4 separate regions of the Homo sapiens genome follow, and regions 1, 3 and 4 are each linked to region 2. The links are chromatin loops, found by intact Hi-C in ENCODE. Cell type or tissue: OCI-LY7. All regions are shown on one strand. Links, peaks and the distances in the headings refer to the core of each region. The heading gives the core; the rest is flanking DNA. Region 1 has its middle 99 kb from the start of KCNQ5. Region 2 overlaps KCNQ5 (potassium voltage-gated channel subfamily Q member 5). Region 3 has its middle 16 kb from the start of C6orf147. Region 4 has its middle 210 kb from the start of KCNQ5.

Region 1 (7,607 bases), core at 1,396-6,395, 660 kb before region 2:
CTGTGTTCATTTGAACATCCTCCCTTGAAATAGCTGTTCATATAAACATTTAATTATTTTACGTTCAAGATAGTGAGAGTGGGACTACACTGGCCTTATTTACTGAAAAATCTATTAGAGAGTAATTACTAATTATTAAACTATTTAATAATCAATCATTGAATGAGCTTTCTTTTCTCTACGAAATAATAAGTAAATAATAAATACTATCTACTAACATATAATAGGATTTCATTTGGGGGTTGATACGTATCATTGTGAATTTTCTAGTAATCCATTTAAAAAGTAAAAAGAAACAGGAAAAAATAATTTTTGACATATGTTTTACTTACCCATTTTAGGTTCCCAAGAAAGATAATAAAATTGGTCTCATTTGACCCCATTTGAGTAGAATGTTTCATGCCAGTCCATTTAGCAAACAACTGCTTGTATACAAAAAATTTATCTCTGGGTCAGCTACTACCATTCCAGTCCGGTATATACTATTTCTTCAGGTTCTACCAGTCACTGGGGAGGAAATTTTATTTCATATTGCAGGATGCATGAATCGGTACTTGTTCTTTTTTATATCTAATGATATTTTGCATTAAAATGTAGTTAAGCTCAGATGAAAGGGAAATAAATCCATGTGAATAACTGTGATTGGTCCATTACCTGGATTTCAGGGTTCCATTTTCCATCCTGAGATAAATAAAGGAATTGTTGGGGATAACTGTGATATCCACCCTGGCAATTGCTTTACATTATTGCATCATAATGCTCCCAATGCATGGAGAAAGAAGGTACTGATAGATTTGAGAATATAATTGATTTGTATCTTTAGTTTCTACCAGAAACATATTTTTCACTATTTATTTCTTTTCATGATAACTCAAAGAAGGGATTTCTCAGCACCAACACTCATGCTGTCATTATCCTAGAACTCTTTTGTTTTGCTGACTTGCTGGGGAATCCAACATCTCTCTATATTTCAAAGGTGAACAACAACAAAAACTGTATGCAGAATTCTTGAGAAGTAAATTTGCCTTACCAATCCAAGAGCAAAGTAGCACATGGGAGTCACTATAAAACAATTTTTTTTTTTTGAGACAGAGTCTTGCTCTGTTACCCAGGCTGGAGTGCAGTGGCGCGATCTCGGCTAACTGCAACCTCTGCCTCCTGGGTTCAAGCGATTCTTATGTCTCAGCCTCCTCAGTAGCTGGGATTACAGACGTGCGCCACCATGCCAGGCTAATTTTTTTGTATTTTTATTAAAGATGGGGGTTTTACCATGTTGGTCAGGCTGGTCTCGAACTCCTGATCTCAAGTGATCCACCCGCCTCAGCCTCCCAAAGTCTTGAGATAAGGCGTGAGCCATGGCACCAGGCAGAAAACATCCTTAATTGTACTTCAAAAATTAAATTACGACAAAAACCTAATGTGTGCTATCAGATTAAACAGATTTATTTTTATGGAAGTGTTGTATATGTTATATATTTTAGTTTAGTTTAATTTATCCACAATAAAGAATTTGATCAAGAAATATCAAGCACAGCAACGCGTCTGAGAATTTGTACTGCCATTGCTTGCCGGGCTTCCTATTCATTTTGGGTTGTTTTCCATTACAAGGTCCACAGAAAAGGAGGGTCCAGGCAAGTAACTATCATGCTTAAATATCAGTCATTTAAAAATGATAATCAGATTAAGGTAATTGTAAAGGGATATGACTGCCAAATTATGAATTTTAAATTTCTTAAAAATACTTGGCTATTTAAAATTAATTTGCTTATTTTAAAATAACATTATATTTTAGAGAACAATAAAATAAATTAAAAGCATCCAACAATATGATCTTATAATTGGCAAGATAAGTAGAATCATCCGTCAGTGTCTGTTGGGGATTCAGTTCAGGACGCCCATAGATACCAAAATCTGAGGATGCTCAAGTTCGTTAAATGAAATGTCATGCCCAGTCCCCTTCCCCTGCGTGCTTCTCAGATCCCCAGAGGATGTGTGCCAATATTATATCCCTCAGTCAGGAGAGAGAGCAATCCTCAGGAGAAGCTAAACTACCCTAGAGAAAAGACCAACAAATCCAAACATTTCAGAATCCCCATTATAACGTTTACTGGTCTATGATCCCATCCTTAAACAAAAACCTTGTAATTAGCTCTCTTATATACAATCAAACATCTCAGTATCACCAGACACTTCTTAAGTTGATAAACACACACACATGTGAACACACACACACACACACACACACAAACACATGTATATAGATATATGTCCAAACTGTTGGAGAGTAACTCAGCTAACGCTGCCCCGCAGATATGATTCCCATTCTCTGATTACCCTTCCTGACATCCTCAAGTTACCCATGATTTCACTACTTAGGTTTTGGATTTTTGGCTTTCTCTGGAATTTGTCAGTGTTTCTGAATATAAAACCACTACTCACCCCAGTGCTTGTGAAGACGCATGCCTTTAGACCACCCATAAAACTCAACCCAGAATCACCTGTCTTTATCAGTGGAGGTAACAGCAACAGAGGTAAGGGGTGCATTTAGTCATCCAGGGGCTCCTGAAGATAGGTTATTATTGCACAATAATACAGACAATGGTGTTGGGGCCAGAATTAAGTCATCAGGAACATTCTCTATTCTCTCTATAATCTATTATAAGTTATAATACATTCTCTCTATAATCTATTTCAGATCATAATAGATTCTCTCTATAATCTATTCCCAAGGATATTTGGGCATAAAATACTGATAAAAAGAGAGCCTGGAACCTGGAAGAACTGAGACAGAACACCATCTACAACTCACCAAAAGGAATATGCATCAAAAGAAATATGGAATTAGGCTCCATTTTTAATTAGAAACATCTTTAATCTGAATATGAACATTCTTCCAGTCAGTAGCTGAGGTTGCAAATGGCAAAAGTGATTTGGGCCTGCAGTCTGCACACTGCTGCTGTTGTCCTCTCCCTACAGAAGAGTGGGCCTGTTTGGGACATTACCTTTTTCTAACCCAGACGTTAAGGTTGTCTTTTTCATTGTAGTTTCTGGAAAAAGTTATCTCAAACCTTCCTGGGTTGAGACTATTTCTGTGGATGTTTGGGAAGAAATCTGAGAAAATTTTGATTTGAGGGTACTGATTAAAGCTTATCCATCTCACCGGTGGTCAGAGAAACTTGATTTATTTTCTTGTATTGAATGCACTTCATGTATAAGACAACTTTCTGGAAAGTGAAATTTGTTATATTTTGGCTTTTGACGGGTGAAATATAAATAAATCTCATAATGAATTTAAAAAAACAAAACAAACATTACTACCAACAGCTAACAGGCCCAAGTGGAACTGACTGAGAAGATGAGAAAACAATGTCGTGGGGGTGCACTCACCCTGAGCCACCAAGTCCCCTAGGTGATCACCACCATTTCTGCCAAAAGCCTGGCTGCCTGCCAGAAGTATGAGGATCTGCACTTAAGTGCTTCTTGGGACCATAGCTGCCAAGCCAGTCCTGCACATCTGGAAGCCCATCCTGGGTGAGGGAGGGCTGTCCTGAGGCCATGCTGCTGCGTAGGGAATGCAAATGCTACAATGTGGTTCTGACAAGCAAGGTGGCGACCTCCAGCTCCAGCGTCACCAACCAGCACAAATGAGGCAAGGGCTGCAGTGATCAGCCACCAGAGGGCCGGGTGCATGTTCTGCTTGCCCCAGAAGTTGAAACTGTATCAGAGGCAGGTGTCCCACCTGAATGCCCAGAAGGAGTGTTTCTCACACTTCTGGGCCTGATGCCAGCACTGCCAGGGGAGGCTGCACACACTAGAAGGTAATTGACGCCAGCCATGACTGCTGTATCTTTTCCATGAGCAAGAAGATGAGGACCTTCTGGAGCACGAGGGCAGCTTCTGAGATGCTCAGAGGCCTAGTGACTCCTGCCAGCATCCCAGCAAGGGCATGGGGAGGGGTGGGAGAAGAATTAATAAACTTTGGGCCTTTAAAAAAAAAAATAGTTACTCCTTCTCTCCATATCCCATCTGGTGGAGGAGAGTAAAGAGGGCCGTTGTCATCAGTTAGCATTTTTAAATCGATCCTCCTTCTTCTCGCACAAGAAATGTATGCAGTATTAAGAAGCCAGTATCTTCACACCTCTTTGATAGCTCCAAAGCAAATGTACACCAACTCAATTGCCTCCTTGCTGAATTCGGCAGGAAGCCCAGTATCTTTCCAATCTAAGCTAATGGCCTCTACTCCCTGAAATGTCCCAAAATCTAAGATCTTATGCAGACACAAAAAGAAATCCGTCCAATGACCATTTCTAATTCTCACCTGCATTTGGGTTCTCCAGAGGGACAGAACCAATAAAATATATGTATATGTATATGTATATGTATATGTATATGTATATGTATATGTATATGTATAAGATAGTTTACTGGGGAGAACTGGTTTACACAGTCACGAGGCAAAGTCCCACAATAGACCATCTGCAAGCTGGGAAAGAGAGAAGCCTATAGCGCAGGTCAGTCCAAGTCCAAAAGCCTCAAAACTAGGAAAGCTGACAGTGCAGCCCTCAGTCTGAGACCAAGGCCCGAGAGCCTACAGGAGGCCTCTGGTGAAGTCCCAGAGTCCAAAGACCAAAGAACCTGGAGTCTGATGTCCAAGGGCAGGAAGAGAGGAAGCAAGAGTCCCGCTCGTAAAGAGGGAAACAGAGCAAGAAGTCTCAGCAAGTTGCTTATCCTCTCTTTTTTGCCTGCTCTGTTCTAGTGGCCCTGGCAGCTATTGGATGGCACCCACCCACACTGAGGGTGAATCTTCCTCTACCAGTCTGCTGACTCAAATGTCAGTCTCCCCTGGCAACACCCTCACAGACACACCCAGAAACAGTACTTCACCAACCGTCTAGGCATCCCTCAATTCAGTCAAGCTGACACCTGATATTAATCATCACATCGCCTAAGAGGATAAAGAGCCCAGGGAGCTTTTAGGTGGCTGCCACCCACCTGCTCCTGCTGGCACAGCAGATGTCAAACCCCTAAAGCCCAGAAGATGCATTCTCTTCATCATTGAGCTTTAGTGTCTCCGAGGAGACATAGTCACCTACCCGAGTTAACAAAGGAAGACCTTTGATACCTAAGTGATCGTTCTAAGAAAGCCACTAGTCTCAAGGGACTTACCAGTTCAAAGTCGAGCACAGTGATTCATGTTAAAGCAGTGAAACAAAACAAAACAAAACAAAACACCCATGTTCAATCTTCCCAGGTAATAAGTTAGTTTTATCTTTGGCTGCACTGCCTACTAAACACATTTTTCCCAATGAACTCAATCAAAGACTTTATTTTGAGGCAAAACTGAATGTGAACAAGTTGTCCTGGCTTTTATCTTCCTAAGAGTTGGTCACCAAAGACATGTTGAGAGTGTCCATGTATGCTGAGAACTGAACTAGGTGCTGTGTGATTGGAAGGATGTGACTATATTAATAGCCACTAGAAACCATTTATAAAAGAGAATCTAGAGTTCCCATATACAGTATTTTTCTTTGCACTCTCTTTAGCCTCTTGAGAAAGTCATACTGACAATTATGAAGAGGAAGCTGTTAGCAACCAGGAAACCAGGATATTTGACAGAAGAACATTGTGAAATATGACTTCTTAGAGGAATTGATTACTAATAGCCTTTAAGTTAGAGTGACATTTAGTACATTTCAGATAAGACTCCTAAAACCAAAGCTTTTCTTCCACTTTACATAGAGATCTTATGATCACTTTGCTCAACTAAGCAATCATATTTCATAAGAACCAGACAATCTTTGGACTCAAAATATATCCCTCTTGGAAGAGAATGTTGAAAACTACGATGAGAAAGTACTATCTCCTGGCTTAAATGTTTTTCAGGCTCTGGAATTATTTCCTCTTATTTCACTTTGTGCCTCACTGAGTGTTTCTCACTTATTCGGTTCTCTTAATTTCCAAGAAGCATTTTTTGTCTTCATCTTTTGGTTCTTATTCCCTTGTCAGAAAGAAATATCACTCCCACAGTTTTTTCCTTGTTTTCTCCAAGGATAGAGAGTTCTAAAATTGTTTCGTCGTGCCAGATGGTGAGGCCTTTCAACCTCTAATGAAATTCTGTTCATAGAAATTAAGCCATTGTCACAAAATGTATACTATGCAGATTCTTTTTCTCATTTGTAAAGTAACTTTATTCTTATGATGCACCTTTCAAAACTTTGTTCCAGGTTGAGGATAGCTACAAAGAGTCAAATAACTTTTAGATGGTATGGGAAGAGCCCAGTACTCTGGTACAGAAAACTGCAGGAGTTTTTCCAAATGCTAAAATGGCTCTTTATATTTAGGGAAGTATAATTGTGCATTGCAAACATCAAAGAAAATCATGTTTACACAAGGGATTATTGTTACTAAGTAGATCAAAATTGGGAGAAGAATGATCATACGAACACATTACATGAAAGGAATATTTATTCTTTCCATTTAAAAAGAATCTAGCAATTACCTGTTTTTCAGACTTTCCCCTTGATGAACTTCACAGAAATTCAGGGTGGGAGGGCTTTAAACAACTCCTAGATATAACCACACTCCTGAAAACTGATCTTCCAGCCAATTCCTCAGCACCTCTAGCAATGGAAAACACTATTTCCAGACTGCCTTTTGCCTTGGATGTCTGGCTTTCCTGTAATAACTCACTGCCTTTAAATACAACCACAAGGAACTGTTGCCCTGACCAGGATGCTGCCCCCACATTATCTGCAATCATTCCTCAGAATAAGCCGATGTCTTCCTCCTTAACATTGGACCCATTGGTTCTAGCTTTGCTTTCCTAAGTCACACAGAAGAAATTGAATCCATCTTCTGTGTAAAACCCACATACTAAAAGACCACCCATCATGTATCCCCCTTCAGATCTACATTCTATAAGTTAAACATCCCATTTCTCCAACCATGTGATATGGTTTCTAGACAGCTAGCTATTCCAAACATCTCCCTCTGGACATCCTTTAGGAATCTCAGCTATCATTGAACAGATGCTTCCTGGTAATGTCTAATCAACACAAAATCCAGCAAGACCACTTAGACACTTTCTATAAACCCAGGCTAAACCACAGGAGCTTTCTTGGCAGACACATCTGCTTTTTATTCATTGAACTCACAATCAGCTAAGCCAAATATTCTGTACCCTGGAATTGTACAATTTAACTTCTGAACCAGAACATATAACTTTACATTTAGATCTCTTAAAAGTCTTTATGTAACAGTTATCCCAGCATCGAATGCTCTTTACTGTCATTCTCAATTTCTGTTTCTTTATCCATAATATTAATTATTGTTCCTTAATTTTTAATCTCTGAACTTGACTGACATGTCTTTGACATATTTTTCTAAGCCCACTTATTTATACTATTGAATAGAACAGAATGAAAGACAGGTCTTTTGATATGTCTCTACAAAAATCCACTCAGATTGCCATAAATCCAGTGATATTTCCCATTCTCTTCTGGGCAGGGCCACTCTGGCCCATCTATTCCAGCCTGACTTTCATAAATAACTATCCCTCCCTGCTATTTTCTGTAACTTGGGAAGATATAGAAAAATCTATCAGCAGT
Region 2 (7,607 bases), core at 1,522-6,521:
ATATCTGGAGGATGGTGAGACAGGCTGGCTTGAGGGGAGATGGTGCATTATTGTGAGTGTTGAGTTCAAGCAGTCACAGTAGGGCTCAGCAGGTAGGTGGATCTCTGGATCTGACACCCAGGAGAGCAGTCTGGAATATGGACAAATTTGGTAGCTGTCAGCACAGAGATAAATGGTTTGTGGAAGTCTCACCCCAGGGAGTAAAAAGAGAAGATGGTCAACACAGAAGTCTAAGGCTCACAAACAGGAGCTGCAAAAGTAAGAATGCTCTGAAGGAGATAGATTCAAACAGCCAGACAGATGGAAAACCAGGAGAGCGTGACAGAAGAGAAGCCAGAGGAAGAAAGTGTTTCAAGTAGGAGGCAGATGTCAACGCTGTTAAATGCTGCTAAGAGGTCAAAGAAGATAAAGAGTGAGAAGGTCCTTTGAAAGTGGCAACAAGGAGGTCATCTGTGACTTCGGAGAAAAATTCAGTAGAAGGAAAAGGGTTTGAAGCCAGATGGTAAATAGAACACTTTTTTAAATTACCAGAATCTCTCACTCTAATATGAACATAGATGAAGTGTCAAGAATTTCTTTGTAACTAGCAAAGGCTCATCAACTCTTCTAAAATAGCTCAGATCTGATCAGTGAACTGAAGAACCACTAATGACATTTCAGAGTTCCTGAGGTGGATATGCAAATCAGGCCTCACTGTTACCCTGGGTTGGGTGATAAAGTTTTTCAGTTTTCTTGCCCCTGTGTTATTCCTGTTCTGAAAGGCATGTATGGGACCATTATCTTGACCATCCCTAAAATGCAATCTCAGCTGTGAATCCTTCTTGCATCTCACTTCATATTTCAGGCAAGAATACTCCGCAAGTAAAGAAGAGGCACGTGTTTGCCATTGCGGGTTTTGTTAAATCTACAAGCTGTTTAATCATCACCAGTTCTTAATTTTGCTGATGGCATCTCTGCTATTTTAGCAGAGGTGATGAGTCTTTGTTTGCAAGTCACTATTAAGACATTCTTGACAGCCAATCTATGACATGTTACAGTAAAGGACGCTGCTAAAGAACATTTTATGGATCATTTAGCACATATCTTTAAAATCAGCTAATATACTCCCTGGAATGTTGTTTTTGCTTGTTTTTGTTTTGAAGGTAATTAGTTGTGGCTACATTTGCTCCGAGGCTGTGTTAAAGTAGTGTTTTCACTGAAGATGCACTTACTTTGTAGCATGTGAGATATTAAACCTTTTCTTTGGCTATAATTTAAACTGAGTTTTCTATTATTTGCTAAAAATATAGAATCTCCTATTCCATGTTAAAAATATTTTAAAGTAGTCAACATGTATAGTCAATTTATTTATTTACTTATTCATTTCACACTTTATTATTTGGTTTTTTTTTTTACACTTTAAAATTTATGCAAGATTTTACACTCCTAGGAACACAAAATCCCCAAATTTAGTCGCCATATCAATGCTTACAAATTCCTGGCAGGAAAGACTTCTTCGGATCTGGAAGTTCTTGCTTGGGTTTTACTACTCTTATACCCTTAAAAGAAAATCCAACAAAAATCTACAGGAGGGGCCAGGTGCAGTGGCTCATGCCTATAATTTCAACACTTTGGGAGGCTGAGCTGGGAGGATGGCTTGAGCCCAGGAGTTTGAAACCAGCCTGGGAAACATAGCAAGACCCATCTCTACAAACATTAAAAAAAAACAAAAACTCTGCAGGAGAGCCTACTAGATCCTGCATATAAAGGACAATAATGGCAAGCATTAGGAGAACAAGTCTACTCTCAGTGGTGGAAACAGTGTGGCCACAGAATGTCTGAATGTCCTAAGTGAGCCAAATGGAATATCTGCTTGCCCCTACAGTGAGAATATCAGACAGACTGTACACACGTGGAGCTAATTTACATTTCTCTATCAAGAGTTAAAACCAAGAAAATGAGACAGATCAGTGCATCCAGGGACTCCTGGGGTTCCTTGGTCTTGTCTAGTAACCCGATCTAAGATGAAAGAAGAGTAGAGGAATCTTAGATATATAATTTTATAACTTGCTTTGCAGATTATAAAACTGTCAGAGTTTAAATACTGTAAACACAAATACAAATCTATATTGTTGAATTATGTTTATGTATTAACAAGAAAACAACATTAAAAAGTATTCTAAATAACTAACACATATGCCTTCAATAGTGACCCAAATTATCAAGCTCTGCAGCCCTAGTTGTCTGCTGGATTTGTCCCGTGATCAATTTCGAGTGAGGGCTGCCTCAGGGGAAATTCTGTGATCAAAAGGCTCTGGGTCACCTGAAGGATGAGCCTTGGGGTCCGTGCTTTTAAGACAGATAAATGCTGTATTTCTCATGGAGAGTCAGAAATCAGAAGATAGAATTTTCCAAACTGGAAGAGGGAGTATTTCAGTCTGTTTTCTGATGTTTATAACAATATCTGAAACTGAGTAATTTATAAGGATGAATTTATTTCTTACAGTTATGGAGGCTGGGAGGTCCAAGGTGGGCAGGTGTATCTGGTGAGGGCCTTCTTGTTGGTGGGGACTCTCTGTGGCACCCTGAGGCAGCACAGGGCATCACATAGCAAGCAGAGTGAGCATGCTAAGTGCTAACTTAGGTCTCTCTTCCACTTCTTATAAAACCACCAGTTCCTCTCTCATGATAACTCATTAATCCATTAACCCATTAATCCATAATTTATTCATACAGCCAGAGTCCTCATGATCTAATCACCTCTTAAAAGTTCCACCCCTCAATACTGCCACATTAGGCATAAAATTTCAACATGAATTTCGGAGGGGGCATTCAAACCATAACAGAGGGATGTGGAATGCATGTCGGTAGTGTAAATTAACCCAAATAACCAACATAAAGTGAGGGGTTAAGGGGGAGAAACCCACATCCACCCCACAAACATAAGATCTGCAATCACAAGGGGGCCATTCAGCAACCTTCAGAAACTTAATAATATCCCCATAAATGAGGGTGCAGAGTAGGTAAAGCACTGTCATCTCCTCCAGAAATCATTTCTGATCACCTCTACCAGTCTGGGTTAAACACCCCTCTTCTGCATTCCCATATCAACCTGGGCTTCCCACCACCTTGCACATCACAAAGTGAATTTTAACTGTCTGCCTACTTGTCTGTCTGCCCTACTAGACTGAAAGTGCCCAAGCAATAGGATTTGTTTCTTCATTGCTGTATCCCTGGCATCTAGCACAGAAGCTGGCATATAATAGGCACTCAATAAATGTTTGATGAATGAATGAATGAATGAATGAATGGACAAATTCTCGAGTCCCACTCATCAGGCATCACTAGGGGAGGCAGCCACATGGAGCTTATCTAGAGAGCTCCAAGCTCTGGACAAATGAAACTCTCAAATCCTATCAGAGCTCACAGTCGCAGCAACCATTGTCTTGCACCATGCTTGTAGAGAGGAAGAGACCAAGGACCAAATGATCATTGTCATCACGTAGGAGGCTTCTTTAACTCTGCCAGCGCCCAGCAGTTAACAGTTCAGAGCCTAACACAATACTCAGCACAACGTCATAGGTACTCAATGAATATTCATTGAAAGAATGAATGAATCAGTCACTTTAGCACTTCCTTTCCCTTCCAAGGTAATCCTTTGAAAAATTAATGGAACTTCTTAACTACTTCTTGCATGAAACTTCAGACCTCACTCAAGGACGGGGAAGCATTTCAGTTCTGATTAGAGGTCTGACACCAAGGCACACTAATGCCATGTCAATGGGTCTGACATGTGCGACTTAGAAGATTTTGCAAGCTGGCATGAATCATGATCACTTCTTTGCATGAGAGCAGGGATTGTTCCACCCCCAACACACTCCACCACCACATGCCACCATCACCCCAATCCTGTCTCTACTCCAGTGGCTCTCAACCTTGGCCACACATTAGCATCACCTGAAAAGTTTTATAAAATCTTTGGACCATGCCCTGGAACAATTAAAACAGAATTTCTGGAGGTAGGACCCAGGCATTTTTTAAAGCTCCCTAGGTGATTCCAAAGAGCAGCCAAGCTTGGGAAGTACTGCTGTCTTGACAGTCAATCAAACTGCCTCTTCAGTTCACAGTTGGCTGAGCCCTCTCCGCCCTTGCACATGGTTTGGCTGCTGGCTGGGTCCGTCCATCTGTTTGGCGGTGGCAGCAGTCACTGCTGCTTCTGTTTTCTCATCGTTCTTATCTCTGCATATTCATATGCAATATTTTTACCCTAATTTAGAGGATTGGAATAAGACTTTTGTAAGATTTTAGAACTCATGGCAGCACAACAAATGCACCTACATTTCCTTATAAGTGCACATGTGTTCGTGTGTATATATAGATGTCGTCTACCCAGAGTTTCACTTTGCTTTAGTTATTTCTTCATGCTCAGAAAATTGTATGAGCAGACTTCAGTTTCAAGAGGAGGTACTAGTTTAGGTTTGTGATGAATCTTTTACACCCTCTAGTGGTACTGCTGGGGCATATCAGTTTTGTGCAATGGGTTTATTAGACTCCTAGTCTCTTCATAACCAACAGCATCAAAGGAGACTAACCTTAGAGGTCTTTTGCTCTTTGCTGCTGTATTAATCCCAGTGATGCAATCTACCCTCATGAAGAAAAGAAGCAGATGAGTATGTAACTTATTCCTCAGCCTTTTGCTGGTCCTCCAAAGGGCTCGTCATAGGTACTTAATGAATATTCATGAAAGAAAGGATGAATCAGTCACTTCAGCACTCCCTTTCTCTTCTAAGGTAATCCTTTGAAAAATTAGTAGAACTTCTTAACTACTTCTTGCATGAAACTTTAGACCTCTCTCAAAGAAGGAGAGACATAGTAAAAACAGGACATTCACTTAGCAAAAGTGTATTGAACACTTACTATGTGCCAGGCACATGTGAGTAAAAACAATCATATCATATCAAAGTGTCTTTTTCATTGTTGTTATTTTGTGTTAAAGTATGAAGATCTTAATGTTAAGACAATAGAGGAACCTTATGATTAAGAGCTCAAAGCTGGAGCCAAACTGGTTCACGTCCTAATTCCACAATTACTGGATGTTTAACATCAGGCAAGTTACTTAACCTCTCTGTGCCTCAGTTTCTTTATCTGCAAAACAGGGATGGCAATAGTACCCTTATCATAGGATTATACTATAAAGTGCTATCTAATATTATCATTTTAATCATTAAATGTATCTTAAAGGTCCTAATTTAACTCTAGAATGATTTGCCCAGAAATTCCTTTCTAGTAGGAAATACACAAGTCATATCAAACTTCTTTTGTAAGCATGTAAGAGGCCACCAAGGTCTTCTGCTTCTTCCCCAGGCCAGTTCATGGGCTTTCATTTATTCTTGGCTTCAGGGCATTTTCTCTTAGCTCTTCTTATCTAAACCAGGGGTCAGCAAACTATAGCCAGGGGATCAAAATCTAACCCAAGGGGCTTGTTTTTATAAATAAAGTTTTATTGAAATGTAGTTACACTCATTCATTTATTTATTGTCCTATGGCTGCTCGCATGCTACAGTGGCTGACTTGAGTAGTTTCAGCAAAGACCATACAACCCACAAAGCATAAGATATTTACTACCTGGCCCTTTATAGAAGAAGCTTTCTGGCCCTTGTCTAGACTCTGAGTCGCTCTGGGCTTGCTCCCAGCTGTGTTTAGAGAGTAAGACACAGAAGGTCTGGGCTAGCCTATGTGAGAACTAAGCATGAAACCAGGTTTCACTCTTCTACCTGCCAACAAGGACTCCCCTACTCCTCTGGTCTCCCCTCCACCCCCTCATCCTGTAGTTAAAGCCCTTAGTATATGAAATGCAAGTCTTAGAAAAAAAATTGAAGAATTGAAAGACCTTTTGAATTCGTAGTTGATACCTACTTTGGGACATTTTCCTCAATTTTCAGCACCCACATATTTTTTCCTGGTGTCTAGAATTATTGAACTCTGAGCTTCCTTGCTCCCTGCAAGTAACAAGATAATGGCCTACTCTCTCCTCTTATCAAAGGCTAATTGGGTAGCTTTTTGCTCATGATATACGTTGGGAATATATTACATATATTTGCTGGAAAATATACCCTGTAAAGCAAAACTAACAGACTCCAATGAGACTGATGTATATATCCTACAAATGAGGTAAAGTAAGCAGACAGCCCCTAAAATTTGTGATAAAAGGGAAAACATTACAATTACTGGAGGTAGGTAACCCATATTAGCCATGGACTGATTCCCAGAAGGGACCTTATGAGAGAATGCAGGTGGCCAGGTTGAAAGGCAGATGTTTTCCAAGTATGGGATCCCCTCTGGAAAGACAAGGACAGAGATGAATAAATGACTAATGTGGCCTTGGATTCATTTGTGTGAGAATGTCAGAGCATACAAGGCAGAGTAGGAGGTCAGATCCATAGACAGCCTAAACATTCTCCTTAATGTTTACAAGGTTGCCTGCCTGGGATTCACTCTGTGTTGCAGCACTGTGAGTGGAATGGTAAAAATGTGAGCCTTGGCATCTGCAGTAACCTTGTTCTTACTAGTTCTGTGACCTTGAACAGGTAACTCAACCTCCTGAGCTTTACTTGACCCAAATGTCAAAGGTGGAAAATTCTTAGAGTTTTAAGTTGACAGAATGCAGGTAAAGTACTTAGCACTGCACCAGCCATCCAGCCAAGCACAACTCTTGGAGACCCACTCAACATTAAGTTGAAGAGAGCAAGATCTATGTCTTGTTCACCTTTGTATCCCCGCCATCCAGCTCTGTGTCCAGCAGATGGATAGTGGGTGCCCAGGTTAAGTTCATTGCATCATAGAGACAGAGGCAGTTCCAGGCATTCCAATGATGACCAGAGAAATAAGAAAATGCTGCAGGGGGCAAGGAGGACAATACTAAATACTCAGAGATGCTTTCTCAAACTTAGCTTGGACACAAATTTTCCTCTCTCTACCTTCTATTTTGATCATGAAAATCGTGTACTGTCCTGAAAGAAGTGAGAGGGGATTGGGTGGAAAGAGGGAGGCTGAGATAATTGAATAATGTAAACATGTCAAGTTATGTGACCCCACTGACCTGGCATCTTCATTCACAGAGTATGATGGCTAAAACAGGAGCCCCAGAGAGCATCCCTCACACCTGGTCCTGCTTAGAGCAAGACAGGCACACGTGATTTTTGGAAGCACTGATAGCAATCTCCTAGGAATGAAAAACTGAGGTTGTATTCTTTTTAGACTCTAGCCACATGTTTTCCACTGTTTTCTTGATGGTCTTATAATACTGTAAATTTCATTCAACCAATATAATTCCATCCCAACAGGCTCTTCCCTCTCTTTTCCCTGGACAGTTTTGTTTTGCTATTAGGTCTTTCTTTACTTTTGCTGCTTATCATGTTGTAGTATTACATATTTCTTGACTTCCACTGTTCTTGCCTTTCTCCTTATTTCCTCAAAATGATATGTTGTTGCTTGCAATGCTGTTGCTTTGTGTGATCCTAATTACGTTAGCAATCTAAGGAAAAAGAAAATTATGTTTTCATGATTTTCAGTAGCAGTTCTATTTAAATGACTTTTCTGAACCCCACATGGTCCTAACTATTGAATGA
Region 3 (7,607 bases), core at 1,289-6,288, 150 kb after region 2:
CTCAATTTTTTTTTTAATTTAAAACTTTTCAGTGAAGTGTGTGGTCTGAGAATGAAATTGGGCCCAGGAACCGCTCTGTCCTCCTTTCCCCACCCTTACCCCTGCTTCCCAGTAACCTCTGAAGCACTAGGTCCCATAGGCCAGGCTGACCCCCTGCACCCCTGGTGTCTGCAAACTGCTGTCTCAGTTTCCTAGCCAGCCCAGGGGGTGGAGGAACAGCCTGGGCATGTGGTATGAGATCAAGGCCCAGGTACACAACATCCACCTGTGCAAAGACAAACATGGCAAGACTGGGCTGCAGCTGCAGACCACCAACAAGGGGCTCTTTGTGCAGGTGAGGTGGTCCAGGCCAACACCACTGCATCCCTCATGCTGCTGTGCTTTGGGGACCAAATCCTACAGATTGATGGGCATGACTGTGCCAAGTGGAACATGGAAAAAGCCCATCTGGCAGATGTGAGAGGGAATTGGCCAAGAAGATTGTTATGGTCATTCAGGACAGGATAGTCCAGTGGATTGTCACCATGCACAAGGACAGCACAAGCCATGGTGGCTTCATCATCAAGAAGGGAAAGGTCTTCCCTGTGGTCAAAGGGAGCTCTGTGGTCCTCAAGGACTCTTCACCAACCACCATGTGTGCCAGGTTCAAGAACGTTTAACAAGCACTGTGCAGAGTGTCATTGGGCTGAAAGAGATCTCAGAGATTCTGGCCACAGCCAGGAACATTGTCACCCTGATCATCATCCCCACTGTGATCTATGAGCACATAGTCAAAAAGTTTTCCCTGACCCATCGCCACCACATATGGACCACTTCATCCCAGATGCCTGAAGCCACAGGAGGGCAGCTTAGGCCCTCCCACCCTCCTGCAGGAAAGGCCAGCCACTCTTGAATGACAGGTTGCAGCCTGCCTGCTGCCCCAGGACAAGGCTTTGTTGAGGGGATGTATTCCAGATGGGTGGACATCAGATGGTGTGAGTCTGTCATTTGTACACACAGGCCTCCTTAAAGCCTCATACTCCTAGCTGGGCTGAGGCTTGGGCAGGGCCCACAGGCAACCGATCATAGCTCACTGCAGCCTTGCATTTCAGGGCTCAAGCAATCCTCCCACCTCAGCCTCCCGAGTAGCTGGGATTATAGGCGCATGCTATCACACTGTGCTTTTTTTTTTTTTTTTTTTTTTTTTTTTTTTAGTTTATGTAGAAATAGGGTCCCACTAAGTTTCCCAGGCTGGTCTCAAACTCCTGGACTCAAGCAATCCTCCCACCTCAGCCTCCCACAGTGCTGGGATTACAGGCATGAGCCACCATGCTCACACTTGACCTTCTGTGCTGGCTTAACTGCTGGGCATGGAAGCAGGCTGGCTAAACACTTAAACGTGCAATTGAATCCCAAGAAAACAGTTACATATTTTAAAAGAAGGAAACTACATTCTGAGAACTTTTTATTTGCCTTTATTTGCTCTTTGTCCGACTATAATAATTATAACCTTTTACAGTCTTTTGAATAAAGATTTTGTTGTAAACAAACTTAAAAAGAACTTCTAAAACCTAAAATCTATTAATAAAAATTGAATAATTATAAAATACTTACAAATGAAATTATGTGGGCCAGATGCAGTGGCTCATGCCTATAATCCCAGCACTTTGGGTGGCCAAGATAGGAGGATTACTTGAGCCCAGGAGTTTGGGACCAGCCTGGGCAACATAGTGAGACCCTCACCTCTATAAAAACAATAATAATAATAAATTTAATTTTAATTTTTAAAAAATGATGTGATGTCTAGAATTTGCTTCAATCTGGATATGGGAAATATGATAAAAACAAGATTATTGATAACAGGTGAAGCTAGATAATAGGTAAATTAAGTTCATTACACTGGTCCCTCTATCTTTGTCTGAAATATTTTGTTATAGAAAGTAAAAAAAAAATAATTAATTTTTTTTAAAAAAAGAATGAGTTCTGCCGGGCGCGGTGGCTCACTCCTGTAATCCCAGCACTTTGGGAAGCCAAGGCAGGCGGATCATGAGATCAGGAGATCAAGACCATCCTGGCTAACACAGCGAAACCTCATCTCTACTAAAAATACAAAAAAATTAGCTGGGCATGGTGGCGGGCACCTGTAGTCCCAGCTACTTGGGAGGCTGAGGCAGGAGAATGGTGTGAACCCAGGAGGTGGAGCTTGCAGTGAGCCAAGATTGCCACTGCACTCCAGCCTGGGCGACAGAGCAAGACTCCATATCAAAAAAAAAAAAAAAAAAAAAGAATGAGTTCAAATTCTATAGCCAGATACGGAAAGGAAAAAAGCTTGAGAGTAGGTTAAGAAGGGGTATTTTACTTGTCATCTTATATCCTTCTCTACTGTGTGTGTATTAAAAAATACAGCATTAAGCCTGGGCACCGTGGCTCATGCCTATAATCCAAGCATTTTGGGAGGCCAGGGTGGGTGGATTACCTGAGATCAGGAGTTTGAGGCCAGCCTGGCCAACATGATGAAATCCCATCTCTACTAAAAATAAAAAAATTAGCCGGGCATGGTGGTGGGCACCTGTAATCCCACTTACCCAGGAGGTTGAGGCAGGAGAATTGCTTGAACTGGGAGGCAGAGTTTGCAGTAAACTGAGATCGCGCCATTGCACTCCAGCCTGGGTGACAGAGCAAGACTTCGTCTCAAAAAAAAAAAAAAAAATAGAAATCTTGGAATACATTTTAATAACAGAAAAAGCTCAACAGATATGCATTTAACAGAGAATAAAACTGCAAAACTTCCCAGGTTCATAAAGGTGCCAGGTAGGCCAGGCGCAGTGGCTCACGCCTGTAATCCCAGCACTTTGGGAGGCTGAGGCAGGCAGATCCCCTGAGGTCAGGAGTTCGAGACCAGCCTGGCCAACATGACGAAAACCCATCTCTACTAAAAATACAAAAATTAGCCGGGCGTGGTGGTGGGCACCTGTAATCCCAGCTACTCGGGAGGCTGAGGCAAGAGAATCGCTTGAACATGGGAGGCGGAGGTTACAGTGAGCCAAGATAGTGCCATTGCACTCTAGCCTGGACAATGAGAGCGAAACTCCATGAAAAAAAAAGAAGAAAAAAAAGTTCCAGGTAAATTTAGGTTGTTTTTTTTATCATTGCTAGTTGTTGATATTGTTCTCTTCTTGCTTCACCTTTGTCTGCAATTACTCAAACTGCTGTGATAGCTGCTCCTCTTCTACAGAGCTGGAGTTCCGCATGGCTGGGGTTCAGTGTGCCAGGAAGCCCTTGGACCAATCAGACTCAGCAAGCTGACTCATGGCTGTTCTTCCTACATATGAGAAAAAATGTGACAATTCTTCCTATATATGAGAATAATAGTTTGATAAATGACAACTAGGAGAGCACGGCACTCAAGTATTGAGCCATTCCCTTCCAAAAAAGAACTTCTACAACTTACAATCCACAGGGTAGAGGGTAGGAGAAATGAGGAAATTAAATGTTCTTCAAAATCTTTATCTTCTGGCCAGGTGCAGTGGCTCACGCCTGTAATCCCAGCACTTTGGGAGGCCAAGGCAGGCAAATCATGGGGTCAGGAGTTCAAGACCAGCCTGACCAACATGGTGAAACCCCGTCTCTACTAAAAATACAAAAATTAGCAGGGAATGGTGATGCACACCTGTAATCCCAGCTACTCAGGAGGCTGAGGCAGGAGAATCACTTGAACCCGGGAGGCGGAGGTTGCAGAGAGCCAAGATCATGCCTCTGCACTCCAGCCTGGGTGACAGAGCAAGACTCCATCTCAAAATAAAATAAAATAAAACAAAACAAAATAAAATAAGGATGCAATCAATCAGTTTAGGCCCTGGTAAAGAAAATGAAGTGTTCTTGACTTTGGCTACAAAGTACCTTAAAGGATCTTAGACCAACTGCAGAAGGAGGCTGACTGTACCCAGACTCCCACAGTTAATGAAGTTTGTCCTTATGTAAATGATGGTTATTATGCTGAAAGATGATTGGTAAATGAACTTGGAAGTTCTTCCCTTTTCTCTTTTCCTTTTATGTATTTGATGATCTCTGGAGGAGTTTATGATGAAGACTGCTCTGAAAAAGTGTCCTAAAAATTCTAAGACAAAGGCTTCTTTGCCTCCTAAATAAGACACTGAAAAACAGCAAGCTTAAGAATCACCATAAATAAGATTCTAGCTCTACCTAGTGGCCAAAAATGGGATTAACCCCCTGAAATGAGGAATTTTACCAAATTTGCAAAAATGTGAGACATCTTAACAGAAAATAGGGAGATAGAGGGGGACCCAAATGTTGTTAAAAGGACAGGCACTAGGTTAAAATACGTATGTATGGTTGCTCTCTTCCCAGCACAGTCGCAGTCCTCAGCCCACTCAGGATAATGGCGACACCTGAGGTACTGAACATGAAAAAAAACTGTATGAGGCCAGGCGTGGTGGCTCACGCCTGTAATCCCAGCACTTTGTGAGGCCGAGCTGGGCGGATCACCTGAGGTCAGGAGTTCAAGACCAGCCTGGCCAACATGGCGAAACCCTGTCTCTACTAAAAATACAAAAATTAGCCGAGCGTGGTGGCAGACGCCTGTAATTCCAGCTACTCAGGAGGCTGAGGCAGGAGAATCACTTGAACCCGAAAGGTGGAGGAGGTTTCAGTTAGCCAAGATTGTGCCATTGCACTCCAGCCTACGCAACAAAAGCAAAACTCTGTCTCAAAAAAATAAATAAAAATTAGCTGGGCAAGATGGTGGGCACCTGTAGTCCCAGCTACTGGGGAGGCTGAGACAAGAGAATCACTGGAACCCTGGAGGCAGAAGTTGCAGTGAGCCGAGATTGTGGCATTGCACTCCGGCCTGGGCAATGAGAGCGAGACTCTGTCTCAAAACAAAACAAAAACTGTATGAAGGTAAAACAAAAGAAGTCTACAGATTGTTAGATGGTCCAGGAAAAGTCCTCCTGAAGTCCAAGGACCCAATTGCAGTGGTTAATGCAGCTAGAAAAAATCACCTGGAAGGGTGGTTTTCAGTTGTTACAGGAAGCAGGTATTAAAACTGTTTTCACCAGAAAATGTGGAGAGACAGCTTTCATTGCACCCTAGTGTGAAGTGGTTCCAATTGAATGGGTTTGCAGGATAGCAACTGGTTTGTTTCTCGAAAGAAATAAATCCCAGTGTCAAGGAAGGATATAAGTTTTATCCATCTAAAGTGAAGATGTTTTTCAAGGATGATGCCAATAATGACCCACAATGATCTGAGGAACAGTTGATTGTTGCAAAATTTTGCTTTATTGGACTTGTTATAGGCCAAACTGAAGGGGATATCATGAGTCATGCTACACAGGTTATTTTTGAAATACTGGAGAAATCCTGGTTACCCCAGAACTATACCCTGGTTGATATGAAGATTGAATTTGGTGTTGATATAACCACCAAAGAAATGGTTCTTGCTGATGATTCCTGGAGACTGGCCATTACGAGATTGAAGCCAACAGAAAGACAAACAGTCTTACTGGGAGCTCAAAGAAGTAACTCCTGAAGGGCTCCAAATGGTAAAGAAAAGCTTTGAGGCCGGGCACGGTGACTCATGCCTGTAATCCCAGCACTTTGGGAGGCCAAGGCAGGCAGATCACCCAAGGTCAGGAGCTCGAGAGCAGCCTGGCCAACATGGTGAAACCCTGTCTCTACTAAAAATACAAAAATTAGCTGGGCGAGGTGGCGCACGTCTGTAGTCCCAGCTACTCGGGAGGCTGAGGCAGGAGAATCACTTGAACCCGGGAGGCAGAGCTTGCAGCGAGCCAAGATCGCCTCACTGCACTCCAGCCTGGGCGACAGAGTGAGACCCCATCTCAAAAAAAAAAGAAAAAGAAAAAGAAAAGAAAAGAAAAGCTTTGAGTGGGTTGCAGAGAGAGTCAAGTTGCTTTTGAAATCGGAAAGTTAGTGCACAATTGTAGTATTGATGAGCTCTATTTCTGATCTTGGTCACTGTGAAAACATCAAGGTCTGTAGAAATGTTGGCACTCCATGTGAACTATCCACACATAGAGGACCAAATGAAACCCTAAAAATTAAAGCTGCGTGTGAAGGGGATGGCATTGCTGTTGTACTTGTGGCAGTGGCAGGCAGAAGCAATGGTTTGGGACCAGTGATGTCTGGGAACACTGCATATCCAGTTATCAGCTGTCCTCCCCTCACACCAGACTGGGGAGCTCAGGATATGTGGTCTCTCTTTGAGTACCTAGTGGTCTTGGCTGTTCAACCATCCTTTCTCCAGAAGGATTAGGTCAGTTTGCGGCTCAGTATTTGGATTAAACAACCATTTGGTATGGGGCAAACTGCAAGCAGGCATTTTGAACACATGGATTTCCTTGAAGCTGGCTGACAAGAAAATCAGATAATGTAATTTATGAGAAAGAACATCGTTGCATTTTTTAGGGGGAAAACTGTAAATTTCTAATTTAGCTGCAGGAAAATCAAGATGAAAAGGTTATTTTAGAGAACACAAGTAAAATTTATTAGTGAATGAATGCTTCCCTAGATCCATATTAATAAATATGACCACCTAACCCATCGTTTCTTGAGCTAGACACCAACATTTTTCAGCCAGTCTTTATCATTCCTCTGATTTTACCCGTTTTTCTTAAGTATTGGTGGTCTCTAGTATTGAGTTTCTTCCTTAATACTGATTGGATGATCTTAACTCTCTCAGCTAAAACTAGCATTACTGATTCCCAGCCATGTGCCTCTAGACTTGGTTTCTTTTTTGATTTTTGGTGGTGTTTGTTTTGAGTCAGGGTTTCACTGTCACCCAGGCTGGAGTGCAGTGGCATAATCCTGGCTGACGGTTGCCTCCTGCTCCTGAACTCAAGTAGTTCTCTCACCTTAGCCTCCCAAAGTGCTGGGATTACAGGAGTGAGCCACTGTGCCTGGCTAGATTCTTATTTTCAACTGTCCATTTCTCCCTGTACATCGCATGGCCATTCCCATAAAAACCAGAGTGCTCCCAATTTTATTAATCTTCCATCTAGCCTATAACTTTCGGTATACTCACTGTTGCAAGTCAGAAGCTTGATTTCATCTTTGATGTTTTTCTCTGACCTTTCATATCTCACTATCACCAAGTCATATTGATTTTAATTTCTGATTATCCCTTGAGTTTACCCTGTTTCTCATCCTCTGTACAAAAGCCTCAAGTGAGGATCAAATTCAACATTATCCTGATCTATACCAGTCCCCATTCTCAATCCAGCCTTTTCCAAGTTGATTGCCCAAGGACTTCTAACATAATATACTCTTAACTATTTTGCACCACAGACTTCTTTGAAAATATATATGCTGTTGACTCTCTCTGGAGAATATTGCACACATAAAATTTACCAACAGATTTCACTGGTTCTTGGGTTCTCCTGAAGCCGATCCATGGTTTGTAAATTAAGAATTGCTGATGTGGGCAGGGCATGGTAGCTCACACCTGTAATCTCAGCACTTTGGGAGGCCAAGTTGGGTGGATCACCTGAGGTCAGGAGTTCGAGACCAGCCTGGCCAACATGGTGAAACCCCAGCTCTACTGAAAATACAAAAATAGGCCGGGCGTGGTGGCTCACACCTGTAATCCCAGC
Region 4 (7,607 bases), core at 948-5,947, 770 kb before region 2:
GGCTCACACCTGTAATCCCAACACTTAGGGAGGCTGAAGCGCGCGGATACTTGAGCCCAGGAGTTTTGAGAGACCAGCCTGGGCAATATGGCAAAAACCCATCTCTACAAAAAAAATAAATAAATAAAAATTTTAAAAAAAGCCAGGCACGATGGCACACACCTGTAGTCCTAGCTACTTGAGAGGCTGAGGCTTGCAGATTGATTGAGCCTGGGAGGGAGAGGCTGCAGTGAGCCTTTGTCACACCACTGCACTCCAGTCTGAGTGACAGTGAGACCCTGTCTCAAAAAACAAAATAAAACAAAAATTTGTCATCTAGCAATACATATGACTTCTTTACTGAGGTATTAAAAGAAATCTAGTGACAGGTCCAATAACTACAGTGTTTTTGAAGCTGTGATGAGCATAAATACTAGTTGATATTATGAATATGTGTGATTCTGTACTGACAGCAAGGTCACAGGTACTACTATGCTATTGTGGTTTCTTACCTACAGTGATAAATGAAAGAAATTTTAAATTACAATTAGAGATTAGAAAAAAGAAAAGATGCACTTTTTTCTCTTTTAGTTCACAGACTTCCTGAACTCCTGCCTGGGACTATTGCAGGAATAGTATAATAACCCATTATACGAGTTTAATTTACCCTGTCTCTCCAGGACTTTGTAAAACAATTATACTCTCACATCAATCATAAAAGAATTCACAGCTAGTATGTATTTTTTCTTTTTATGATTTATTCCAATAATGTTATTATGAAACAGCTTCTTGAAACTCTTTGTAAATCCCTTTGAAATAATTCAAGTTAAAAATAATGACATAAACAAGTAGCTTAGTGTATGGCACAGGGACTGTACACAAACACAAGATGGTAGAATGAATGCACAACACAGAAACTGAGGACTCCACATTGTTCTGGATCACTGCTGTTCAGTCTACAAAAACTCAATCTCCTTTTCATAAATCCCAAAGTTTCACCTCCAACTCCCAAAACAGCTAGTTATAATGCTAAAGGGATCCATAGCTATTTCTTCAGTTGAGAATCAAAATAAAGTCTATGATTTTGTTGCCCCTAGCCAGGATTTTCTTTCATGCTAGCTTGTATTCTAAAAACAACACTTTTGTTTTGTGTGGCTTCTGCTTTTCTTTGGTCTAATTTCACCATCTGACATAGTTTGGATGTCCCCTCCAAATCTCATGTTGAGATGTAATCCCCAGTGTAGGAGGTGGGGCCTGCAGGGAGCTGCTTGGGTCATGGGGATGGATCCCTCCTGGCTTAGTGACGTCCCCACCACAAAGAGTGAGTTCTCAGGAGATCTGGTCCTTTAAAAGTGTGGGGCACCTCCCCCTGCCCTTGCTCCTGTTTTCCCCATACGAAGTACCAGCTCCCACTTTGCCTCCCACCATGAGTAAAAGCTCCCTGAGTCCTCCCAAGAAGCAAGCAGATGCCTGCACCATGCTGCCTGTACAGTCTGCCGAACCGTGAGCCAATTAAGTGTCTTTTCTTTATAAATTACCCAGTCTCAGGTATTTCTTTATAGGAATGCAAGAATGACCTAACACGGTATTATATCAAATATATTGTTTGATTTCTCAACCATGTACACTAAGGTGGAGACTTCTACACTGGAAGTATAATAATTGGGCTCAATAAAATTGCAAGTAACCAATATGAAGTGCTCTATGACACACAAATTAAAAAAAAAAACACTCCTATTTGAAGGTTTTTTTTCTAAATCATAGCAACAGTAAATTTTAAAATTACAAATTAATTTTGACTTTATAAATCCACCACCTGTATTTCTGGCAGTTAAACTATTGGAGTCCCCTTTTCCTTGGGGTTTTCTTATCCTTCTGAAAGCAGCTACAGGCTGAAGTAAAAGTATTTTCCAAGATGTTCTTTTGTAAATGTGTAACCCCCCGATGACATAAAGCAAAGTGTGCATGTTGAGTTTGGAAGGGTTGGAGATTTGAGAGCTAGAAGGGTAACAGAGGGGAAAATGTCTAGAAACAGTGGAGGGATAAAGGGCAACTTGGATCAATGGGGAATCCTGTCTCATTCCATAGTAGAGCAATAGCTCAACAATGGTCAGGCTATATCCTAAAGCCAGAGAAACAGTGGTCAGTCATGGTTCAATTTCACTTTTGTGCTCCAATGTTAGAACTAAGTTTTTCAAAAATTTATGACAGGTCACCAAGTTATAAAGGAAATGGTTTATGAGAGCTGGTTCCTGTACTGTAAAACAATTTCCACTTACTCTCCTCTCTCTCCCTGAATTTCATCATCTCCCAAGTGCCCCCCACCCCCAGGCTCTCTGCTTTTTGATTCTTCCATTCTGAAGAGGAGAAGGCAGATCTTCCCCTGCATTCTCTGCCAAGGACTCACCCCCTGCTCACTCATCTGCGTTCTGCCACCACAACTTCATAGGCAGCTAAGATCAGTGCTCAAATTTTAAAGTTGCAACCATTTACCTTGGGATCCTGTTAAAATACACATTCAATTTTAGAAGTCCAAGATGAGGCCTCAGATAATGCATCTCTAACACACTCCCAGGCAGGACCTATTATGTCATTTACGAGGTCTAGTACAAAATAAAAATCTGAGCCCGCATGTTAAAAAATTCTTAAGATTTTCAAGATAGCAACAGCAGAGCGTGAAGCCAAGAGCAGGCCTCCTGAGTGCGAGGGCTGGTGTGACTGCCCAGGACCCAGGCCTATGAAGCCGGTCCCACCTCCAAGTGATGCAGGGGTTGGAGGAGCTCAGTTTGCACAGAAAGATTGAATGCCCAGGCCTGGAAAGCAGAGCCTTGTGACGGGCCACACTTTCCACTGGCCTTTCTATCTACTAAGTAAAACCAGCAAAAACACTCATGATTTTTCAGTCTAGATCTCTGATTCATCGATTAAAATTGATAAGTTGGTGACCCTAGAGTAATGCTCCAGAAATGCACTTCTTTTTCTTTAAAACACTCTTGATGAAAGCTTTCCAATTATAAAGAATTAAGAAACATTCTTTGAGCCTTTCTTTAGACAATGATGGAAGAGGAAGGAGGCAGGACAAATGGGAAGGCCCCAGAACCTTCACTCTTGCTCTGAGCTTTGCTCTGTTTGACGATTTTATTGGGGGTAGGTGAAGGGGGATGTTGATGCGGGTCAGTCAGGCAAATTTCACTTTTGTGAAAAGATAGATGGAGACTAAGAAAGATAGATTCTCTCCCTCTCTCTCTCTTTTTTTTTTTTTTTTTTTTTTTTTGAGACAATATCTCGCTCCGTCACCCAAGCTAGAATGCAGTGGTACAATCATGGCTTACTGAAGCCCCAAACTTCTAGGCTCAGCCTCAGCCTCCTCGGTAGCCGGAACAAAAGGCATGCACCACCACACATGGCTAGTTTTTAAGTTTTTTTTAGAGATGGGGGTCGGACTATGTGGGCCAGCCTGGTCTCAAACTCCTGGCCTCAAGCAGTCTTCCTGCCTTGCCCTCCCAAAGGGCTGCGATTACAGGTGTGAGGCACCACACCAGGCCTGATTCTTTTACTCTAATAGCAACCACAAACCAAATATAACTCTGAGCTACATAAATCCTCTTTCCTAGGAAATCAGGCTATCAGAACCCTAGTTGTTGGAGAGTTAAACAAAGTTCTACCACTTTAGGGTTGGATTGCCTCTCAGTTCCAAAGGTAACAGGAAGCCCAGTGTCAGGGTATCACCTGGCCTCCTGCAATCCCAACCCTCCTCACCTTCCCACGCTGGACTCCTCCCTGTTAGCTGCCATTAGGGCATCAGATGGATAGGAAGTAGGAAAATAGGAAATTCAAAATAGTGTATCTAGTGGCATGTTCTCACCTCCTAGGAGGCTGTGAAATATTTGTGAATTTCCCCTGCTTTATTAACAGGCAAATAGCAGTTGTATTACCTGGTTCTTCTCAAAATTTAGTTTAAAAAGAAATCTCACTCTGCCACACTAGCATTTGGCTCAAAATTATGAACAAGGGTTTGTCTGCAGGCAGGGGCCTCAACCCTGCCCTCTGTTGGTGAGAGCTAGAACCTCATAAAATAAGCGGGTGTAGTGGCGCATCTCAGCCACAAGATGGCAGCAGTGCTTCGTGCAGGTCCGAGAAGACGCTGAATGCAGAGGGATCTTTTGAGAGTCAATGCTGATGCGCTAGCCTTCAGTAGGGAAAATTTAACTAGGACTGACTAAACCTTAAGGTTAAGGACTAATCTTGTGGGGCAACTGCCTTTTATATGGTGTAAAAATATCTGCTTGAGAATACAGTATAAGTATTTTATAATTATATGCATACTCAAATCTTTTTCATCTTTATCTCCACCAAGAATCAATCAAGAGGTTTTGTTTTGGTGAATGAATTCTGAGTTTTGACTCACCTCCCTTGAGATTATAGGTTCATTTCCAGTCCCCAGGTGTGTGTGGTCAGAGAATCTCTGTCGTTTCCACTTATGGAATAAAGTTGCCCTGTCCCTGGGACCAATGCCACCATGCTCAAGCACAGCCATGTGTGGACAGGCCACGCCAAGGCCAAGTACCCGGGACAGGGGGGCAGAGAGGAGGCATGAGCAGCAGGGAGAGAACTTCTCAAGGCTGGACCATGAGCCACCACTGGAAGGTGCGTAAGGGGCTGCGCACTCTTTCCGGGGGCTGCCACAACAAAGTACCCAAAGCTTGTGGCTTAAAACGACAAGAACTTCTTTTTAAAACAAGAACTTATTTTACCGTTCTGGAGGCCAGAAATCTGAAATCAAGGTGACAGCAGACCCACACTCCCTCCAAAGGCCTCAGGGAAGAATGCTTCCTGCCCACTCCCAGCTCCTGGAGCCTACTGGCACTCCTTGACTTGTGGCAGTAGAACTGCAGTCTCTACCTCCATCCTCACATGGCCTCCAGGTGCCCCCTCTCTTCTTTTTTGATCTCTTATAAGGACGTTTGTCATTGGACTTGGGGCCCACCCTAAGTCAAGGCCTTCTCATCTCAATATCCTTACCTTAATTATATCTGCAGTGACCTTTCTTCCAAATAAGATCACATTCAGATGTTCTGAGTGGACTTTTATTTTGGGATGGGGGTCATCATTCAACCCACTACAGGTGGGAGGTAGGAGATTCCTTGACACCACTCTAATTATTCTCACCATGATTATGGAATTTCAATCAATGTGGAGAAAAGCCAGTAAACATCAGGACAAAGCAGCAAAGTTCACCTGACTATGAATGTGGGAGCTTCTAGAGATGCATCATTGGCAAAGGCACCCTCTCTCCCCAGAGATGTCTCTTTGAACCCCTCTGTGGAATCTGTGAAATAACTCCCTAGTAACTTGAACCCACTAGGATTTACAGCATTTCAAAATGTGTGTGATTAATAACAATCTAATAACGACACTCTAATTTGTGTACAAATACCATAATATTAACAAAAATACTATAATACAAACATATTCTAATTCAATTAGTCTTTTGTGGTGAACAGGTATGAGCAATTGGATCTATAACCTCATAGTTAATGAGATTATATAACTATATACCATTGGGCAGAAAAAACTGTGATAATGCTACCTACCCTGCTTGCCTAAGAGAAATGTCTATCAAAGTGTTTTTAAATATATAAAACCCTCTAAGAATGAAAGGTGTGCTTTTCTTTCTCGTCCACTTCTGCAGCACATACAGGCGTGTGTGAGTATGTGTAAACAACAAACACTGAACCTGATCCCGTGCGACTCAAAGTCCAGTCCTCTGACCAGTAGCACCAGCAACAGCTGGGAGCTTGTCGGAAATACAGACCCTCAGGTCCCGCCCCGAACTGACTGAATCAGACTCTGCTGTTTAACAAAATCCCCGAGTGATTCATAGAGATACTAAAGTTTGAGAAGCCCTGCTCTAAATAATCTCGTTTGGTAAGTTTTATTCACTAAAATGGGAGTCCTAAATATTTTTCTCATAATTAGCTCCATAGGAAGCATCAGGTGTGAGCAGTGGTTGGCACAGGGAGAGAAAGAAGGCACTTTTACCCAGTATGTGGTCCTCCTTTGCTGACAATCCACCCTCCTTCCCCAGCAAACCAGATTATGAACCTCAGGAGCAGTGCCTGACTTAGACATCAGTTGGGTTCACCTTTTATGACTATGAAAGATCAATGGGGCTGCCCTGATTGAGGAAGAGTAAGTACTGTGATCTTGACTCTGGCCTTTTAATGTGGCATTTTCCAAGACAACTGAAAAAGTAACTGCAAGGGCGTGCCAGAAACATTGGTTTAAAAAAAAAAAAAGGAAAGGGAAAATATTAAAAGATAAGAAAGACAAAAGAGCCCATTGGAGAATCCTTTGATTTTTCTCACCCCTGATTCCTTATAGGAACAATGTGAATAATGATAACATTCATCTCAATCAGGTAAGACCCCTGTTGTGAAAGCATTCCGCTTTGAGGTGCCCAGATGGAAGGTGCTTTACAAATAGAGAATGATGGCAGCTGGGTTGGCATTTGTGTGGTCGCTTACTATTTAAAAGCAGAGAGTGCCTGACAGTGCTGCAGGGTTTCACTTGGTCCCACTGTGGGTTGGCGAGCTCCCTGGCTGGGTCCTGGTTGCCAAGGAAACTGCTACAGAAGAGATTGAGACTGTCTGGGTTCTTGGTTGATTGGTGGAGCTGAGAGCAGCATTTTATATAAGAAATACGTATTTTCAGTGACCAGAGCAAAAGTAAATAATGGCTACTAGAAGGAATCACATCCATCTTCTCCAACAGAGTTCATTTGGATAGAAACTCTTAGCAATGAAGAAGTAGCCTTCTCAGGAGCAATAAATAGGACTTAGAAATCTCCAGCTCAAACTTATGTGCTCTATGGGGAGCCATTGCCTTAGCTGGGCACAGGAGTTTTATCATCCTCTTTTAGGCAAACCTGGGAATGTAATGACTAGGTCAGCCTCAGATCACATCCTTGCCGTATGTTGGCACACCACTGATTAAGGACAGCAGAGAAATGCTGTCTTGCCATCTTTTCTTAGAGGGGGGACAGGATTTGTATGTGGCATTTGTTGATCTTGCTCACTGCGCATCTGTGAACTTTTCTTGACTGCCTCCCAGGTAACATCAGCTATTCCTCTGTGTTCCCATAGTACAATATTCAAGTCTTTATTATCACATTCTACTACAATTTGTCGGGGGGTGGAGAGGGATCTACTCCTTTTACCAGTCAAGTAATTTGCTTAAAGTCAAAGATTATGTTTATTGCTCTATTACAAGTGCCTGGCACAGTATCTAACATAGCAGGTCCTCAATAATTATTTGAGTGAATTGCCTGCCCTTAGTGTAGGCTGAGTGAAGGTTGAGCAGACACAACAATGACTTTTTCAGAAAACCTCAATGAAGCAGAAACAACACAATCATTATATGAAAGACATACTAATCGCCAGTAGTTTACATAGTTATTGCATCTAACTTTCGTATTCCTGCTAAAGCTGTAAGGTACGTAGCATTGCCCACACTTACAGGAAAAGACAGTGTATCCCAGAAAGGTTAAGTAAGTGACTTTGCAGGTATCACAACTAGTCAGTTAAGGAGCCAGTATTTGCATCCAGGTCTATCTGATTGCAAAGCAG

Evidence for each region. A loop is a pair of places that touch in the nucleus more often than their neighbours do. Peaks named below come from ENCODE experiments on the same cell type or tissue, not always from the same donor. Only the 100,000 strongest peaks of a DNase experiment are listed, where the experiment ranks them.
Region 1: a loop joins it to region 2, with 7 times the contacts of the local background. A loop is called at or near these places in 3 of 110 quality-filtered maps.
Region 3: a loop joins it to region 2, with 7 times the contacts of the local background. A loop is called at or near these places in 22 of 110 quality-filtered maps.
Region 4: it touches region 2 in a loop (8-fold over the local background); 78 of 110 quality-filtered maps call a loop at or near these places.

The regions. Positions count from the first base shown.
Region 1 is chr6:72,519,313-72,526,919 of GRCh38, forward strand. It overlaps the pseudogene LOC100422453. Among named protein-coding and RNA genes, the nearest start is that of KCNQ5, 99 kb to the right of the region's middle. In OCI-LY7, for the core only: CTCF peaks have their summits at 3,666 (motif pointing right) and 3,869; a DNase peak (open chromatin) is centred at 3,649.
Region 2 is chr6:73,176,734-73,184,340 of GRCh38, forward strand. All of the region lies in intron 11 of KCNQ5 (potassium voltage-gated channel subfamily Q member 5), which reads left to right. Among named protein-coding and RNA genes, the nearest start is that of KCNQ5-AS1, 37 kb to the left of the region's middle. In OCI-LY7, for the core only: a CTCF peak has its summit at 4,499 (motif pointing left); DNase peaks (open chromatin) are centred at 4,148 and 4,458; H3K4me3 peaks cover 994 bases; H3K27ac peaks cover 871 bases.
Region 3 is chr6:73,322,620-73,330,226 of GRCh38, forward strand. It overlaps the pseudogene SDCBP2P1 and the pseudogene PAICSP3. Among named protein-coding and RNA genes, the nearest start is that of C6orf147, 16 kb to the left of the region's middle. In OCI-LY7, for the core only: a CTCF peak has its summit at 4,192 (motif pointing left); a DNase peak (open chromatin) is centred at 4,162.
Region 4 is chr6:72,408,315-72,415,921 of GRCh38, forward strand. No RefSeq gene overlaps it. Among named protein-coding and RNA genes, the nearest start is that of KCNQ5, 210 kb to the right of the region's middle. In OCI-LY7, for the core only: CTCF peaks have their summits at 4,056 (motif pointing right) and 4,269; a DNase peak (open chromatin) is centred at 4,077.